2 separate regions of the Homo sapiens genome follow, and region 1 is linked to region 2. A link is a contact called in ENCODE Hi-C or POLR2A ChIA-PET data. All regions are on one chromosome and are shown on one strand. The core of a region is the stretch at or near the end of the contact, and the rest is flanking DNA. Distances in the headings are between cores, read along the strand shown. Region 1 overlaps FAM171A1 (family with sequence similarity 171 member A1). Region 2 overlaps FAM171A1 (family with sequence similarity 171 member A1).

Region 1 (4,323 bases), core at 442-2,941, 36 kb before region 2:
GCAGGCGCAGGTTGCAGTGAGCCGAGATCACGCCACTGCACTCCAGCCTGGGCAACACAGTGAGATTCCATCTCAAAAAAAAAGTAAAAATAAAAATAAAATTAATGATATAGAGCAGGAGATGAGGTGCTTTCAAGACCACATGGCCATCCCTGTGGATTGTAGCTTTTGGATGGGACAAGGGAGTAAAGACATCAGCCACAACTAAGATGTCTAAGTTTATGAAGTATTCGAAAAAGAGCATCCTCTTTTTTTATTTGTTTGTTTGTTTTCAAAATTATCAGTGGGTTGCTGAGCTTTTGCTAGTGAACTCAGGTCTCATACCACGGGGGCATCACGTGTAGGGGTGTTACTCTAATTCTGTGAACCGGGTGCCGTGTCTGATCTATCTCCCTCTCACAGATTATTATCATTCGTCTTCACCCATTTATTCTGCTTGGTTGGTTCATCTTCAACCAGATATTCCAACATCAAAGCGCCTGGCTTTTCCAGCATGAATTTTCCTCCAGCCCACCTGTTCTGCTAATCTCATGTGATTTGTTTAGAACACCCTTAGTTGTCTTTGTGGCTGATCTCTTTTACTTTCTTTCCTCGTTCTTGTTGTTGCCTTTTCAGTTAACTAAAGAGTGTCCACATCACAGCAACCAAAAGGGTACAGAAAGTTCCACCTCTTTCAAGAGAATTTTAGCAGGGGCAGAAAGAGATTATGAACATTGTTGAGTGAAGCCATTTACACCCAGATCGGTGCCACGTTTACCTTTCCAAGTCCTAAAAGTGTTCAGGATAGGGAAGCTGATGCCGAACATCCTTCTGATGGCATAGGAGTGATTTACTTCCTGGTGGGAAAAGCCCTTTAGTGGTCCTCATGAGGGCCACCCTGGAGGAGCCATCTCAGTGTGGCTAGTGGCCTCTTAGCAATCAAGAATGACTTGGAGGTTCCTTTAATATTCTGGCCTTTACAGGAATTGAAAGGGAAGGAGCAGAGTGTTGTGGGAAGAGCCTGTTTTAAGTGATATTCATCGATTCACTGATTCATGGATATTTATTGAACCCCTCCTACTCGAGTTACATGCATGGCCCTCGCCCTTCCTGAGTTCACAGTTTATTGCATGCAGTTAACTACTCAGTAAGCAAGATTGCTGTTCCAGGTGGACAGATGTGCACTTAGCCTTGTTGTAGAACACCTGTCTGCAGGTGTGTACCTCTAGCCCTGTTCTGTATTTTCTAGGGCGCCTTTCTGTGTAGTCCTAATTACATGCCGTTTTTCTGGATAATGATCTAAGGGACTTCCTAGCTTGCTGTGAAAACACAGGTTTGCTAACAACTTAACAACTGTTGTGAAAAAAGAAAAAACTCTGATTGGATATAAATCGAATGTGAAAAATGGTTTCCATTTCCTCCCTCCCGATTCATGTAAATAATTTAAAGTTGATACAATTTGAGATGGTAGCATGAAGTCAGACTACTTTTAAAAATTAAGAGTTATGAATAAAACAAAGGAAAACAGCTCCGTTGCTTTAGAGAAAAGGTCAATAAAATGAAAGTGTGATAAAATGAAATGGAGTACAGTGAAAGTCACTTCCTGCAGCTGCTGCCCGTTCTCCCGATGGCTTTTTGGAATGGGGCAGCAATTCACTCAGCCAGCTTTTCTCACTGCTCAACTGCGTCACGAAGCATGGATGGGAATCAGCTGGGGATCTTGTTAAATGCAGATTCAAATTCAGGGTCCCGTGTGGCCCCTGAGAGGCTGTACTGTTAACAAGCTCTTCCGTGAGGCTGATGCTGCTGGTTGGAGGACCACACTCGAAGTAGCAGGGCTGCACATCCAGGCTTGATGGTTAGGAACAGAGAGGGGCAGAGCCAGGACGCCGTCATAGACCCTGGTGACTGCAAGGGGTCCTAGTTACACTGCAGTCAGTTCTGCCTACAGGTAAACAAGCCACTCCTTTTCCCTTAGACTTTTAACATCTCAATTTAAGAAAGCTACCTAGAGGCCGGGCATGGGGGCTCACGCCTGTAATCCCAGCACTTTGGGAGGCTGAGGCGGGAGGATCACTTGAGCCCAGGAGTTCAAGACCAGCCTGGGCAGCATGGTGACACCCTGTCTATACATTAAACCAAAAAAAAGGCTACCTAGAAAATGTCATTCTTGGCCAGGCACAGTGGCTCACGCCTGTAATCCCAGCACTTTGGGAGGCTGAGGCAGGCGGAACACCTCAGGTCAGGAGTTTGAGATGAGCCTGGCCAACATGGTGAAACCCCATCTCTACTAAAAATACAAAAAATTAGCCGGGAATGGTGGCAGGCGCTTGTAATCCCAGCTACTCGGGAGGCTGAGCCAGGAGACTCGCTTGAACCCAGAAAGTGGTGATTGCAGTGAACCGAGTTGGTGCCATTGCACTCCAGCCTGGGTGACAGAACAAGACCCCGTCTCAAAAGAAAGAAAGAAAATGTCATTCTCATTTTATTCAAAACCTAGCTTCAAGAGAGGTGGTGGATTTAGTATGTCAAGCATTGGGGTAGAACGCAAATCATGTGGAAGGAATTCTGCAGCTTTTTCTTTTCTTAATTTTTTTTTTTTTTTTTTTTTTTTTTGAGATGGAGTCTCGCTCTGTTGCCCAGGCTGGAGTGCAGTGGTGCGATCTCGGCTTACTGCAACATCTGCCTCCTGGGTTCAAGTGATTCTCCTGCCTCAGCCTCCAAGTAGCTGAGACTACAGGTGCGCACCACCACGCCCAGCTAATTTTTGTATTTTTAGTAGAGACAGGATTTCACCATGTTGGCCAGGATGGTCTCCATCTCTTGACTTTGTCATCCACTCGCCTCGGCCTCCCAAAGTGCTGGCATTACAGGCATGAGCCACTGCACCCGGCCGAATTCTGCAGCTTTTTCTAGGTAAATACTTGGTGACTCCGTTCATAACAATAAAAATATTGTATTGCATACTTATTATATGCATAAGAAACTCTCAGTAGGTCTTACCGATGCTGTTTGTGGACTTTGGGCCTGGCTGTCTTTCATCTGCTTTTAGGTCACCTCCAGTCAGACTGCATCGATTTCCGACCCAATGAAAACTGCTTCAGGGAGCAACAGAAATACTGCTGTTGTCCTAGGTCCAGTTTGTACTTCATGTTGAACCACCCTTTTATGCTTTTTCTTTTTAAATGGAGTTCGACTGTTATCAACTATAAAGCTTGCACATTTTTATGAGTTCTGTTCGTGTGATCTTTTAGTATTGTGCAAATGGCATCTTGAATAAGTCTTTTATGAGTGCTCTTTGGGGTTCATTTAAAGAAATAATAGTTGGCTATTGTTGCTCAGAGATGCAGAATGCCTGATTTTCCCATTCTTTTAAAAAAAATTGTTTAATTTTAACAAATGTCTAGGTCTTCCTGAGATCTCTTTTACTACAGTTGACGTAGCAAAAAGCCGTGTTTTTTGCACCATGTCCAGATAGCACAGCAGCCAGCTCTGCCAGCTACCCCTCCCTCTGTGTCTTTTGTCCCTCTGTAGAAAGTGGCTCGGGCACTGCTAAAGCGGTGGAATTCTCCAGTGGCTTTTTAGTAATTTACCTCCCTGGAGATTCTCAGCTGCTTGCAGAATCTCAGAAGACTCTGGAGGATCACTTAAATGGCTATCCTTGTGAGCACTTGCCTTCCTAGTTCACAGGGCTTTGATTTTTGTTCTGTGTCTTTAAATGAATTCAGTGGAGTTGGGTGTGCTGGACCCATACCTCTTGAAACACTCATTTCCACGCCTTCTGTATTAGAAGAGTCACTCAGCCAGATAAGAGCCTGGACATCAGGAGTGGGCTGTAGTCCAGATGGACCTCGGCTTGTTTCTGCTACGGGGCATCTGGATCTCCTGGATGGAATAGCAGGGAAAGGAAGTTGAGAAAAAGGATCTGTGAGTTCTTGCTCAGAGCATTTGAGCTTTCATTCGGGAGCTGTATAATCATTTTCCTGCCTGTGGCTCCATCTCTTCATTTCATACAGATCTTGAGGCCTCTTCCCACCATAAGAACATGCCTGTGGGCTGGGCGTAGTGGCTCACACCTGTAATTCCAGTACTTCAGGAGGCCAGGCGGGAGGATTGCTTAAAGCCAGGAGTTCAAGACCAGCCTGGGCAACATAGGAAGACTCAGTGTCTACAAAAATTAAAAATAAATTAACCAGGCATGGTGATGCGCACCAGTAGTCCCAACTCCTTGGGAAGCTGAGGCAGGAGAATCACTTGAGCCAAGGAGTTGGAGGCTGCAGTGAGCTGAGATCACTGCATTCCAGCCTAGGTGACAAGACAACCCTGTCTCTAAACAAACAAAAA
Region 2 (4,367 bases), core at 679-3,178:
ATATCTAAATTATACCTCAACCAGGTTGGTTTTAAAAAATAATAAAAAGGCCTGAGGGTGACCTCTTCTCGAATTCCAAACTGGAGTCTGAGATCGTACCATTCTGATATGAGGAAAGGCTAGGCTCAGCTGAAACTCAGCCACCCATCCCGGAGGAACCGGAGAGACAGGGCCCAGACAGCGCCAACCAGCCTCCTCCCCGCGGCTGCAGGCCAGGCCGAGGTGGCAGGGGTGCTGGCTTGGAAGTCATTCCTGGGCTCGTGAGAAGTGACAGGAATGTGGCAGCGGATACTCCCCAACTTCCCACCTGGGCACGCCAGGAACCTGTGCCATTTCGTGGTTGGCGTCTTTGGAGTTGGGATGAAATGCCTTGATCTGCACCAGCAAAGCAGAAGAGTGCTGGGGCCCTTGAACTCTTTCCCCCGAAATAATAGGATGCAGAAAACTGCAGCATTCCATTATTTGTTCCTGTCACACAGGGAAATGCAGAGCCCAGGCCAAAATGGAAATCAGGTCTGATTGCTTCAACGAGAACACCTCGGTCCCAATTTTAGGTCAAGCCAGGGGTATTGGACAGTTGGCCAGATGGACCCGGTAACCCATGTTCCTTATACAATGGACTTGATTCACACCCTAGGCAAATGACAGTCTTCCCCGTATGGCCAGCCTCAAAAAGACATAGAAATAGATAAAACAGCCAAAGTTAAACTCTGCAAGTGCCTGGGGTCTACTGTGTTTGAGAATTGGATATTTGGTCAGTCCACTTAAATAAGAGCTCTAAAACATGCCACATGGAGATTTCTTTCTTTTTTTTTTCTTTTTTGCTAGGAATGTTAAGATCTCAGTGGCAATGGTGATGTGCATTCAGCCCTTTGTTATAATAACACACGACGTGCCTCCTGTTTTGAAATCCTTCCCCAGTTGTAGGGTGACGGTTTATCCTACCAGATACCGCATGACCAGACGCTTGGCGTGTCACGCTTCACATTATGGGGTTCTGGCAGTGGAAACTGATTGGGGAGGCACAGTGTCAACAGGAAATATCTGCCAGCGACACAGAAAAGGCTTCAGGAAAGATAACAGGAGGAGAGGCCAGATCCCGTCGTTGCCTTGCACTATGCAGATCGAGGAAGTGGGGAGTGATTCTGCCTTGTACAGAGCGTGTGGATTCACACAAAGTTCTCTTCTGTCCTGGCAGGAAACAGATCAACCCTCGGTTGGGGAAGGTGGAGGCTTGCTTTTCTCTGATCACACACTCTTGCAAACCTTAAAGCAGTTTCCATTAAACATATTTTATTTCTTCCAAATTAAGGATGACAATGTGAACCGTGAATGGCATTATTCACCGTGGGAAGCTGTTTTCCTTCACCCTCGGGATGTTTATGTATGCACCTTCATTTTCCTTGGCGTTTGGATGTGATTTCTTATGAAAGACTTGGAAATCTGCAAAAACTCACGAGTTACAAACCTACCGGTACTCAGAACTCTCCTGCATTTTCTAAGTGGTCAGTTCCTTTATTGTAAGAAAGCTGACTTGTTACAGTATCTCTTTAAAGGCAGTCCACGGTTTATATATTTTCATCTTCAATTTCTTTCTAGGCTGGTTCTTTAGGAGGAAGATTAAGTGTTAATCTTGGACCCTTGGTGCCAGAGTTAAGACCACGAGGACAGAGAAGTTCCAAGAGGGAAAATTTTAGCTCAAGGAAAGAAAGGATTTTCTAATATCCAGAACCACACAGGCATGGAATGGGCTGGCTGCCCAGGGCTGGAAAGTGAGTGGCAAACCCTGAAAGCATTTCAGCCACCAGTGCTGGAGTTTTTCCTCCTGAGGCTGCTGGGTCCTGGAACAGGAGGTTTACTGCTGCAAAGCAGTGGGTCAGAGTAGGAATTCCCAGTGTGTTTCCACGGAGGAGGAACCGTGCTCCCATCCAGTGCCCTGGGACTCTACGTGTCTCTGGAGCTGGTTTCTGGGCCAGTGCTTTGTTCCTGGCACACAGGGAGATGCAGAGCCCAGGCCAGAATGGAAATCAGGGGTCTGCTTGCTTCATCAAGAACATCTCGCTCAAAAGTAGAGAATAAAAAAGTGCAAGGCCGGGCACGGTGGCTCACCCCTGTAATCCCAGCACTTTGGGAGGCCGAGGAGGGTGGATCACCTGAGGTCAGGAGTTCGAGACCAGCCAGGCCAACATTGTGAAACCCATCTCTACTAAAAATACAAAAATTAACCGGGCGTGGTGGTGGGCCTGTAATCCCAGCTACTCAGGAGGCTGAGGCAGGAGAATCGCTTAGACCTCGGAGGCGGAGTTTGCAGTGAGCCGAGATTGCACCACTGCACTCCAGCCTGGGCAACAAGAGCAAAATATCGTCTCAAAAAAAAAAAAAAAAAAAAAAAAAAAAAAAAAAAAAAAAACACACAGTGCTGAACTCATTCCAGTAGTTGATTTACATTCCGGTGACAGATTTTTAAAAAGAGTAACAAACAGTTCAGTTTGCAGCCGGGCACCTCTGTGAGCCACAATCTGAGCTGCACAGCCCTGGGGGTATGGAGGGACAGGAGAGGGTCCCTGAGAAGGTGGAGCCCCCCGAGACTCGTGCATACCCCCAGTGTTGCCCCACTGGCTTTAACCAGAGCAAGCTCTAATTTTACTTAGTGTCAGCATAGCATTTTATCTTTAAAGGGTTCAGAGGCTTTAAAAATATTCGAAAGCTCCCCACCATAGCAGCAGACTCCTTTTGGAGTTCAGCAGCGAGTAAGCAACAGGGCTTTAGACTTAGAGTGACAGTTGGAGTGAGCGTCTCTCCATTTCTAACCTTGCTGCTTTGTTTATGAAGCATATTTTCTTTCCTATTCTTCTTTCAAGCTCACTTTTATAAGCAGGGGGCTTTTGATCCTCTCTTTCGATGACCCGATCTGGTCCGATTCAAAAGGCCATGCCTGGAACTTGAATGGGAGGCAGCTTTGGTATAATAGGAAGTGCACGAGATTTAGAAGATGCACGCTTGAATCTCAGCTCTGCTGGGTGGCAGCTGTGTGCCCTGGGCAGGTCACTCACCTTCTCCGAGTCAGCTTCCTTGTCTTTAAAAATGGGGCTGATCTCACATACCTCACTGTAACAGTAAATAATCACGTAATGTACGTGAGGAACATTCACATGTAGGATGAGGCCTTCAGTTTCACTGGCACCTTGGACTAGCACTGTCTAGGCATCATTTTTCTTGGAGCTGTTATCAAAGCCATATTGACTGTGAATGAGAGAAAATACCCTGTCACATGCACAGAAAAGGCTAGGCAGAGGAGAATTCTCCTTTACTCTCCTGGACCTCAGGTGCTTCTGTTCTTCCAGGGGGAAAACGTGATGCCGCCTTCTTTATCTTGAGAGCAATCACCTCCTACTCTATGCCTCCCAGGTGGGGTGGGGCGGCTTACTAGGGGGCTGTGGGGCGGGAAGAAACCAGGGACTGCATTTCATACTAAGCCACCCAGAAGAATGCTTTAGAGCTTATTTAAGGGGAATCCCAGGATATATGGAGATGAAGCTAAATTTATTTCTCATTTTTAATGCCAGGAGAGCAATGCAATCTGTTTGAAGGAGGAAACAAAAGCATTTACCCAGGGAAGGCGAAGGTTACTTCCTACAGAGTGGAGCCTTCCAGTGCCATTCCCTATTTTTGCAGCAAGTGGGTCAAAAATAACTAAAAGGGAATATAGGCTTAATTTTTTTCTCCAATCTTCTTCCTCCCCCTCTAAGTCATTGAAATGTCAAATGCAAAAATAGACAATCCTGCAACAAATACATTGAGAATATACCCATGCTGCAGAAAGCATGTGCTTGTAAAGATACAGAAGCCTGCCCAGTCTCTGCAAACAGAAATGCTTAGACCCTGAGTGTAAAATAAGTGGCCTGTTTTTTCTTTTTAAAGGCAACAACTGTAAATGTGTATTGTTTGAGGAACAGGGGGCAGTAGCCTGTGGGTGGGCCTATCAGGCTGTAACTGCATGAAGAGCAGGGATAAGGCTTGGAACAGAGATACGCCCCAGCAGCCCATCCTTCCAGCAGCCCTAGGTCCCCTGTATCTCATGCTGGCCTGGACTCAGCCCCTCCTGGAGGGCTCTGTCTTCCCAGCCCTGCTCCAAGACCCACGTGCTTGGGGTCCATCCTGCCACAGAGCTGCCTTCCAGGTACAGAGAGATGGAAAGGGAAGGAGACCCTCTGGAGGCTTCAGGCTTAAACCCAATGGGTCTTTTTTTTTTTTAAGACAGAGTCTCGCTCTGTCATGCACTGCGACTTCTGCCTTCCTGGTTCAAACGGTTCTCCTGCCTCAACCCCTGAGTAGCTGGGACTACAGGCACGCGCCACCACGCCTGG

The links. A loop is a pair of places that touch in the nucleus more often than their neighbours do. ChIA-PET counts read pairs that join two places held with the same protein, here RNA polymerase II (POLR2A). Pooled maps may share reads with other maps.
Region 1: a loop to region 2 is called in a map of dorsolateral prefrontal cortex, with 2.2 times the contacts of the local background. The contact joins two enhancer-like sites. A Hi-C loop is called at or near these places in 3 of 168 maps with a recorded cell type or tissue (IMR-90, dorsolateral prefrontal cortex and ovary) and 3 of 50 pooled maps. POLR2A ChIA-PET finds 5 or more read pairs at or near these places in 2 of 52 experiments (AG04450 and H1).

The regions. Positions count from the first base shown.
Region 1 is chr10:15,346,107-15,350,429 of GRCh38, reverse strand. The region is part of intron 1 of FAM171A1 (family with sequence similarity 171 member A1); the gene reads left to right. Among named protein-coding and RNA genes, the nearest start is that of FAM171A1, 23 kb to the left of the region's middle. Within about 2 kb of position 1,691, at least 5 of the 41 ENCODE cell types and tissues checked have a DNase peak (open chromatin) inside an H3K27ac peak, as active enhancers do.
Region 2 is chr10:15,310,717-15,315,083 of GRCh38, reverse strand. The region is part of intron 1 of FAM171A1 (family with sequence similarity 171 member A1); the gene reads left to right. Among named protein-coding and RNA genes, the nearest start is that of FAM171A1, 58 kb to the left of the region's middle. Within about 2 kb of position 1,928, at least 11 of the 41 ENCODE cell types and tissues checked have a DNase peak (open chromatin) inside an H3K27ac peak, as active enhancers do.